Linked DNA regions of Homo sapiens: region 2 is linked to region 1. The links are chromatin loops, found by intact Hi-C in ENCODE. Cell type or tissue: mesothelial cell of epicardium. All regions are shown on one strand. Links, peaks and the distances in the headings refer to the core of each region. The heading gives the core; the rest is flanking DNA. Region 1 overlaps RNFT2 (ring finger protein, transmembrane 2). Region 2 has its middle 23 kb from the start of LINC03088.

Evidence for each region. Peaks named below come from ENCODE experiments on the same cell type or tissue, not always from the same donor. Only the 100,000 strongest peaks of a DNase experiment are listed, where the experiment ranks them.
Region 2: it touches region 1 in a loop (19-fold over the local background); 1 of 110 quality-filtered maps calls a loop at or near these places.

What each region holds. Positions count from the first base shown.
Region 1 is chr12:116,757,283-116,761,670 of GRCh38, forward strand. The region is part of intron 5 of RNFT2 (ring finger protein, transmembrane 2); the gene reads left to right. Among named protein-coding and RNA genes, the nearest start is that of RNFT2, 21 kb to the left of the region's middle. RefSeq lists enhancers at 2,339-2,923, 2,449-3,648. In mesothelial cell of epicardium, for the core only: no CTCF peak of the experiment used is centred there; DNase peaks (open chromatin) are centred at 2,590 and 3,253.
Region 2 is chr12:116,635,853-116,640,240 of GRCh38, forward strand. No RefSeq gene overlaps it. Among named protein-coding and RNA genes, the nearest start is that of LINC03088, 23 kb to the right of the region's middle. In mesothelial cell of epicardium, for the core only: no CTCF peak of the experiment used is centred there; no DNase peak of the experiment used is centred there.

The DNA.
Region 1 (4,388 bases), core at 298-4,297:
TTTCGTTTATCTTTTGAATTTTTTTGTTTCAATTTCATTTAGTTCTGCTCTGATCTTGGTTATTTCCTTTCTTCTGCTGGGTTTGGATTTGGTTTCTTCTTGTTTCTCTAGTTCCTTGAGGGGTGACCTTGGAGTGTCAGTTTGTGCTCTTTCAGTCTTTTTGATGTAAGCATTTAGGGCTATGAGCTTTCCTATTAGCACCACCTTTGCCATATCCCAGAGGTTTTGATAGGTTGTGTCATTATTGTCATTCAGTTTGAAGAATTTTTTAATTTCCATCTTGATGTCATTTTTGATCCAATGCTCATTCAGGAGCAGGTTATTTAATTTCCATGTGTTTGCATGGTTTTGAAGGTTCCTTTGGGAGTTGATTTCCAGTTTTATTCTGCCGTGGTCTGAGAGAGTACTTGATATAATTTCAATTTTCTTAAATTTATTGAGGCTCGTTTTGTGGCCTATCATATAGTCTATCTTGGAGAAAGTTCCATGCGCTGTTGAATAGAATGTGTATTCTGCGGTTGTCAGATGAAATGTTCTGTATGTATCTGTTAAATCCATTTGTTCCAAGGTATAGTTTAAATCCATTGTTTCTTTGTTGACTTTCTGTCTTGATGACCTGTCTAGTGCTGCCAGTGGAATACTGAAGTCCCCTACTATTACTATGTTGCTGTCAATCTCATTTCTTAGGTCTGTTAGTCATTGTTTTATAAATGTGGGAGCTCCAGTGTTAGGTGCATATATATTTAGAATTGTGATATTTTCCTGTTGGACAAGGCCTTTTACCATTATATAATGTCCCTCTTTGTCTCTTTTAACCACTGTTGCTTTAAAGTTTGTTTTGTCTGATATAAGAATAGCTACCCCTGCTTGCTTTTGGTGTCCATTTGCATGAAATGCCTTTTTCCACCCCTTTAAGTTTATGTGAGTCCTTATGTGTTAGGTGAGTCACCTGAAGGCAGCAGATGGTTGGTTGGTGAGTTCTTATCTATTCTGTGATTCTGTGTCTTTTAAGTGGAGCATTTAGGCCACTTACATTCAATGTTAGTATTGAAATGTGAGGTACCATTGCATTCATCATGCTCTTTGTTGCCTGTGTACTTTGGTTTTTTCATTTTTTGTTTTTGCTTTTTAACTTGTATTTTTGTTTTATGGTCCTGTGTGATTTATGCTTTAAAGAGGGTCTGTTGTGATGTGTTTCCAGGATTTGTTTCAAGATTTAGAGCTCCTTTTAGCAGTTCTTATAGTGGTGACTTGGTAATGGCAAATTCTTGGTAATGGGTGAATTCTCTTAGCATTTGTTTGTCTGAAAATACTGTATCTTTCCTTCATATATGATTGTTAGTTTCACTGGATACAAAATTCTTGGCTAATCATTGTTTTGTTTGAGGAGGCTGAAGATAGGGCCCCAATCCCTTCTAGCTTGTAGGGTTTCTGCTGAGAAATCTGCTGTTAATCTGATGGGTTTTCCTTTATAGGTTAGCTGGTGCTTCTGTCTCACAGCTCTTAAGATTGTTTCCTTCGTTTTAACTTTGGATAACCTGATGACAGTGTGCCTAGGCAAAGACCTTTTTGCGATGAATTTCCCGGGTGTTCTTTGTGCTTCTTGTATTTGGATGTCTAGGTCTCTAGCAAGGCCGGGGACGTTTTCCTCGATTATTCCCCCAAATATGTTTTCCAAGCTTTCAGAATTCTCTTCTTCAGGAACACTGATTATTCTTAGGTTTGGTCATTTAACATAATCCCAGACTTCTTGGAGGCTTTGTTCATATTTTCTTATTCCCTTTTCTTTGTCTTTGTTGGATTGGGTTAATTCAAAGACCTTGTCTTCGAGCTCTGAATTTCTTTCTTCTACTTGTTCAATTCTATTGCCGAGACTTTCCAGAGCATTTCGCATTTCTAAAAATGTGTCCAAAGTTTCCTGAATTTTTAATAGTTTTTTCTTTAAGCTATCTATTTCCTTGAATATTTCTCCCTTCACTTCTTGTATCATATTTTGGAATTCGTTGCACTGGGCTTTGCCTTTCTCTGGTCCCTCCCTGATTAGCTTAATAACTAACTTTCTGAATTCTTTTTCAGGTAAATCAGGGATTTCTTCTTGGTTTAGATCCATTGCTGGTGAACTAGTGTGATTTTGGGGGAGTGTTGAAGAGCCTTGTTTTGTCATATTACCAGGGATGGTTTTCTGGTTCCTTCTCATTTGGGTAGACTCCGTCAGACGGAAGGTCTAGGGCTGAAGGCTGTTGTTCAGATTCTTTTGTCCCAGGGGGTTTTCCCTCTTTTTGGTACTCTTCCCCCTTTTCCTATGGATGTGGCTTCCTGTGAGCCAAACTGCAGTGATTGTTGTCTGTCTTCTGGGTCTAGCCACCCAGCGAGTCTACCTGGCTCCAGGCTGGTACTGGGGGTTGTCTGCACAGAGTCCTGTGATGTGAACTGTCTATGGGTCTCTCAGCCATGGATACCAGTGCCTGTTGCCATGGAGGTGGTGGAGGGTGCAATGGACTCCGTGAGGGTTCTTAGCTTTGGTGGTTTAATGCGCTATTTTTGTGCTGGTTGGCCTCCTGCCAGGAGGTGGCGCTTTCCAGAGAGCATCAGCTGTGGTAGCGTGGCGAGGAACCCGTGGAGCTCTAGAACTCTCGAGTTTCTATGGCCTTTGTCTTCCGCTACCAGGGTGGGTAGGAGGGAAGGACCATCGGGTTGGGGTGAGGCTAGGCGTTTCTGACCTCTCACTCTCCTTGGGCGGGTCTTGCTATGGGTTAAGTAGATGACATTCCCAGGTCACTGGTGTTGTGTACCAAGGAGGATTATGGTTGCTTCTGCTGAGTCATGCAGGTTGTCAGGGAAGTGGGGGAAAGCTGGCAGTCACAGGCCTCACCCAGCTCCCCTGCAAAACGAAGGGCCGGTCTCACTCCCACCATGCCCACCACAACAGCCCCCAGACCATTTCCAGGTGGAGAGCGATAGGGGCTTGAAAACCTGCCCCAGACTATCCGCCTCCCAGCTGCCAAAGAAGAGGGTTTAGTTCGTGCCGCCGCTGTGGAGTCTGCACACTGGATTTGCACCCTCCCCTGAGTTCTGGCCAGGAGGCTTCTTACCCTGTTCAAATTGTTACACAGTTCAGCTAGAGATTTGCTTCTCCCTGTGGAGTTTTAGCCCTTGCTCCTACCCATTGGATCCCCGTGGTGCCAGACAGGAATGGGCTGCTGGGGGACCCAGTGAGCTCCCAGGGCCTTGCTGCTGCTTCCTCTACGCCTGTATTTTGCTTGGCTTTCCAAATTGACTCAGCGCCAGATAAAGTTGGAAACTTCTCCTGCAAACAGACCTTCAGCTTCCCCCGTGAGGGTGAGTGTTCGGGAGAGGAGGGTCTCCCTTTCCCACTTCCGCAGTTGGGGCATTCGCAGTTTTGGGGGGCTCTCCTGGGTCCTGCAGGAGCAGTCCGTTTCCTTCAGAGAGTCTGTGGGTCCTCTCGGGATTGCTGGTTTGTCCTTGCAGTCAATCTGGTGCTAAAATTCACAATGCGAGCTGCCGCCCGCTGCTCTCTCTGGAGCTGCAATCTAGTCCTGCCTCCCATCCGCCATGATCTCACCAAAACCTCTTCTTTTATTTCATAATTTTTAGAGACAGAGTCTTGCTCTGTTGTCCAGGCTGCAGTGCAGTGGCATGACCATAGCTCATTGTAGCCTCCAACTCCCGGATTCAAGCAATCCTCTGACCTCAGCCTCCTAGGGAGGCCATTCTTCGGTCTATCACCCCTGGGTAGATCCCTGAATGTTCCTTCTTTCTCCCCTCCAACAGCAGCATCTCCTCCACGTACACCTAGCCCAGTCCCTTTACGCCGCAGACATTCAGCTCATTAGCTCACTTTCATTTTTTGTTTTTTTCTTTTTGAGACGGAATCTTGCTCTGTTGCCCAGACTGGAGTGCAGTGGCATGATCTTGGCGCACTGTAACCTCTGCCTCCCAGGTTCAAGCAATTCCTCTGCCTCAGTCTCCCCAGTAGCTGGGACTACAGACACACACCACCACGCCTAGCTAATTTTGTATTTTTAGTAGAGACGGGGTTTCACCATGTTGGCCAGGCTGGTCTCAAACTCCTGACCTCCGGTAATCCGCACACCTTGGCCTCCAAAAGTGCTGGGTTTACAGGCGTGAGCCACCATGCCTGGCCCCATTAGGTTACTTTCATTCCACCTTCATGCTTATGGCCATTCCTCTTATGCTGCTGGGTGGACATAGAGCTTCACCACCATCCTCCTGCATGTCCTCTGTGTCTGCTGAGCACTAACTGCGTGCCCGGCACAGTACTGAGCCCATTGCTCATCTCAGCAGGTTCATCCCAGCAACCTGGGAGGGAAACAAAATCATTTTTCTGTCATTTTCCCACTGAGGAA
Region 2 (4,388 bases), core at 78-4,077, 120 kb before region 1:
CCTCACCAGGGCTCTGAGCAGAATTTGCTGTAAATGGGGTTAATCTATACGATCCAGGGGATGCATGCCAGATAACTCATAAAAGCAAGAGAATGCAAGATTAGAGAAGCTTGCGGCTTCAGTGTGAACAAAGTGAAGTTGGACTTGGTCAATGACTGGGAGACACAGGGAAGAAACTTTGAGAAGCCAAGTGTAGTGGGTTGTGAAGTGTGTACACAGTGGGTACTGGATCCATGAACAGAATGGAAAGAATTCCTTTTTGTTTGTTTGTTTCAAAACAGGGTCTCGCTCTGTCACCCAGGCTGGAGTGCAGTGGAGCAATCATACCTCAATGCAGCCTTGACCTCCCGGGTTCAAGCGATCCTCCCACCTCAGCCTCCCAAGTAGCTAACTGGGACCACAGGTGTGTACCATCTTGCCTGGCTAGTTTTTAAATTTTATGTAGAGATGGGATCTCTCTATGTTGTCCAGGCTGGTCTCAAATTCCTGGACTCAACTGATCCTCCCACTTTAGCCTCTCAAAGTGCTGGGATCACAGGTGTGAGCCACTGTCCCCAATCAAAAATGTTCTTTATTTACCCTACATTAGGAGATATGAGTGACATGGGTTAACTGATGATTCTGAAGGAGAGAACTATTGAGGTGTGTGTGTGTGTCTGTGTAAGGGTCTAGAATCAATTTAAGATTTCAGCAAAAGCTAGACACCCTGCCGCCCTATCCACTGAGCCATGAACGCCTGTCTCAAACAGCTGAAGGTCAGAGCTGGTGAGTCTGGGTAACAAATATTGGCATAGCTTTATTTTGAGCAAAGTCAAGCTACTTCATCTTCCACCATGCTCCTTGGGAAAATATTTTCTAGGAGCCGAACTATTTTTGGACGCAAAACGAAACCTGCTCATCTCGTTTGGAGTTAAATATGGAGGGAACTAGGAGTGAGCATGTTTCTGTAAATATTCATTAATTCAACAAAATGGCCTTACTATGGGTAAGGCGCTGCGCTAGTTAGGTCTGGGAATACCAAGAGAAGAGCATTTTGAAATGACACATGTTTAGGTAAAAATACCTTGTGGTTAAATGCCAGTGTCTCTTGCTCAATTTAGGATAGTGAGTAGCTGAGGGCCTATGGTGGCAAGCTGGGGGTATAACTTTCCCTAGATGATGGGAATAGTCTTTTTTGTTTGATGTTACTTCTGCTAACTATGTTTCTCAGAGCAAAAGTAAACATGAAGGGCCAAGGGAGTTCCACAAATATTTGTTCTTCAGTTAATATTAATGTATGTTCGTGTTTACTTGAATTTTCAAGTGTACTCTGAATTGGTACTGACTGGCCATAAAGAAACGAGCAGCAAAACTGATAAGGACAATGAGAAGACAGGTGCTAGTTTCCTTTTTCTTTTTTTCTTTTTTTTTTTTTTTGTTGAGACAGGGTCTCACTCTGTTGCTCAGGCTGCCGTGCAGTGGTGTGATCATGGCCACTGCAGCCTCAAACTCCTGGGCTCAAGCAATGCTCCCACCTCAGCCTCTGGAGTAGCTGAGACTACAGGCACGTGCCACCATGCCTGGCTAATTTTTTTTTTTTTTTTTTTGTAGAGGTGGGGTTTCACCATGTTGCCCAAGCTGGTCTTGAACTCCTGAGCTCAAGCGATCCTCCCACCTTGCCTCACAAAGTGCGGAGATTACAGGTGTGAACCACCTTGGCTGGCTAGTTTCTTTGTAACTCTTTTCAGAGTCCTTAAATGGTGTCCCTGACAATTCTTGTTTTTGTTTTTTATCTTATTGGCCAATATTACTTAATCCCCAATACTAAAGTCAAAGAGAAGTTAACAATTACAGAGTACTCCTATGTAAGTGCTTTAAATTCATGGTCCTTAATTGGCCTCCAAGAGTTCTGTCGTTCCCATTTTACAGGCCCAGGAAACAGAAATGAAATCACTAGCCAAAGGTCAAGTGATTTGAGCCGGAGCCCGTCTGGCTCTAAAGCTCTCCAGAATTATGCAGATAAATGAAAAGACACACTTCCTTTGAGGAAGCATAGAAATTGGAAAATAAATGAAATCAGAGTTCGTTTTTCCCAGTGCATTGCAAAATTTTGCTTTCAGATTATTCATCACTTCATAGAGAATAGGGAAGAGGTGGGGCGATGGAGAACTCAAGCATCCAAAACCACTGTCAGTTGAGGATGACTATTTTTTGTCTTTTTTTTTTTTTAAATATGGAGTCTCGCTCTGTCTCCCAGGCTGGAGTGCAGTAGTGCCATCTTGGTTGACTGCAACCTCCACCTCCCAGGTTCAAGCAATTCTCCTTCCTCAGCCTCCTGAGTAGCTGGAATTACAGGCACTCGCCACCATGCCCGGCTGATTTTTGTATTTTTAATAGAGATGACGTTTCACCACGTTGGCCAGGCTGGTCTCAAACTCCTGACATCAAGTGGTCCACCCACCTCGGCCTCCCAAAATGCTGGGATTATAGGCATGAACCACCACACCCATCCAGTTAAAGATGATTTTGGAATAAGGATGAAGCATCTCTGAAATCATAATGCTGAAAAATTGGAAAATACAATTCAATTTAAAATGTTTGATCTACACCCAGCTTTTAGATTACTCATTCATAGCATAAACTAAAACACATTAGCAAGAAAGGAGGAGAGACAGCATGGTATATGAGAAAGAGGAGGGGCTTTGGAGTCAGATGATGCTGGATTCAAGAACATGTACAAGCTGTGTGACCTTAGGCAAACTGCTTAGCCTTTCTGAGCTGCAGTGTCCTTGTTTATGAACTGAAGGTAATAACACTCGCTTCAGCAGGGTTATTGTGAAGTTTAAATAGGATACAATACACAATGCACCCATCCCGTGGGGGATAATTAAGAAATATCAATTTCCTCCTTTTATCCATTTACTAGATATAAACTTGTTACTGAAGTATCTGAGGCCACTTCTAGGGCTTCAGATTGAGAATAGTATTGATAGGCTATAAAGGGATTAGCAAATAATCCTACTTTTTTTTTTTTTTTGAGACAGGGTCTCACTCTGTCACCCAGCCTGAAGTCTGGAATGCAGAGGCGCAATCTCGGCTCACTACACCCTCCACCTCCTGGGTTCAAGCAATTCTCCTGCCTCAGCCTCCCAAGTAGCTGGGATTACAGGCATGCACTACCACACCTGGCTAATTTTTGTATTTTTAGTAGAGACGGGGTTTCACCATGTTGGCCAGGCTGGTCTTGAACTCCTGACCTCAGGTGATTCGCCTGCCTCAGCCTCCAAAGTGCTGGGGTTACAGACGTGAGCCACCGCACCTGACTGACCCAAAGATGTGTACTTGTGACTCAAATGTGGAGATGTGTCCCTTTGTGGATTGGTGCCACAAATGTGCCAACAGACATATGCCTACTTTCTCAAGTCAAAGAATTCTTTCAACACAGCCCTTCATAAATGGAAAACCCGAATGAGTGTTCAACCTCTAAGTAAGTTTGGAAATCCCAACAGAACATCTCCCCTTAGAAATCCCAACAGAACATCTCCCCTTAGAAATCCCAACAGAACATCTCCCCTGAGGTTTATAATTCACTTGAATGGCAAACCCTACATGACGACAGAACTCTTTCCACTTAATGCCTATTATTCATCTTAGGAAACTGGTGTCCCAGGATCTCACACTGGAAAATGCTGTCTTCAGACCCGCTGAGATCTACTGCATTCCAACAGTATTAAAAGAAAGAAAGAAATGTCTAGCCACTTCTGACTTGACCTTGGCAATGGGAACTGGTTCCTATTGGCTTTCTCTTTCAAAGTCATTGTACGTCTCACATGCATTCACATTTTAGTTTATTGTACTTAACAAGGGGCAATTTATGCCCGTTTCAGAATGTGAGAGCTAAATGATTAGACGGGGGAGAGAAATGATATGGCCAAGAATCAAGAGCGTTTCCTGCCGCTAATGTCCACAATGAGGAAAAAATACGAAGGCTGTGCTTGCTTCAATATGGGCAGATACTAATTTTCCCCACTTAAAATTCCTTAAAAGTTCAAAGGTCCATATTTGGCACATCAAAGAGGATTTTATTGGGCACACCAGAAGGTTAGTCCTTTCCAAAGAGCCACAGAATCACAAGAGGAAATAAGCATGCAATTTATCACTTTGTCATGACTCAACCAGGTCCCAATCAACACGCTAAGATCCCTGAAGCCAACAGGAGCCATTGACTCAATAATCAACAGCAAGAGTCAGGATAGACAATACCAATGGATTTGCAGAATATTGTCCTACTTGAAATAGCTGTTATCCAGTGTCAATCATAAAGCTGGAACTGCTTTCATGGCGCATGAAAACATTTCGACGCTGTGGTCAGCAAAAGACACATTTTAGTGTTTATGTCAAAAGACTTT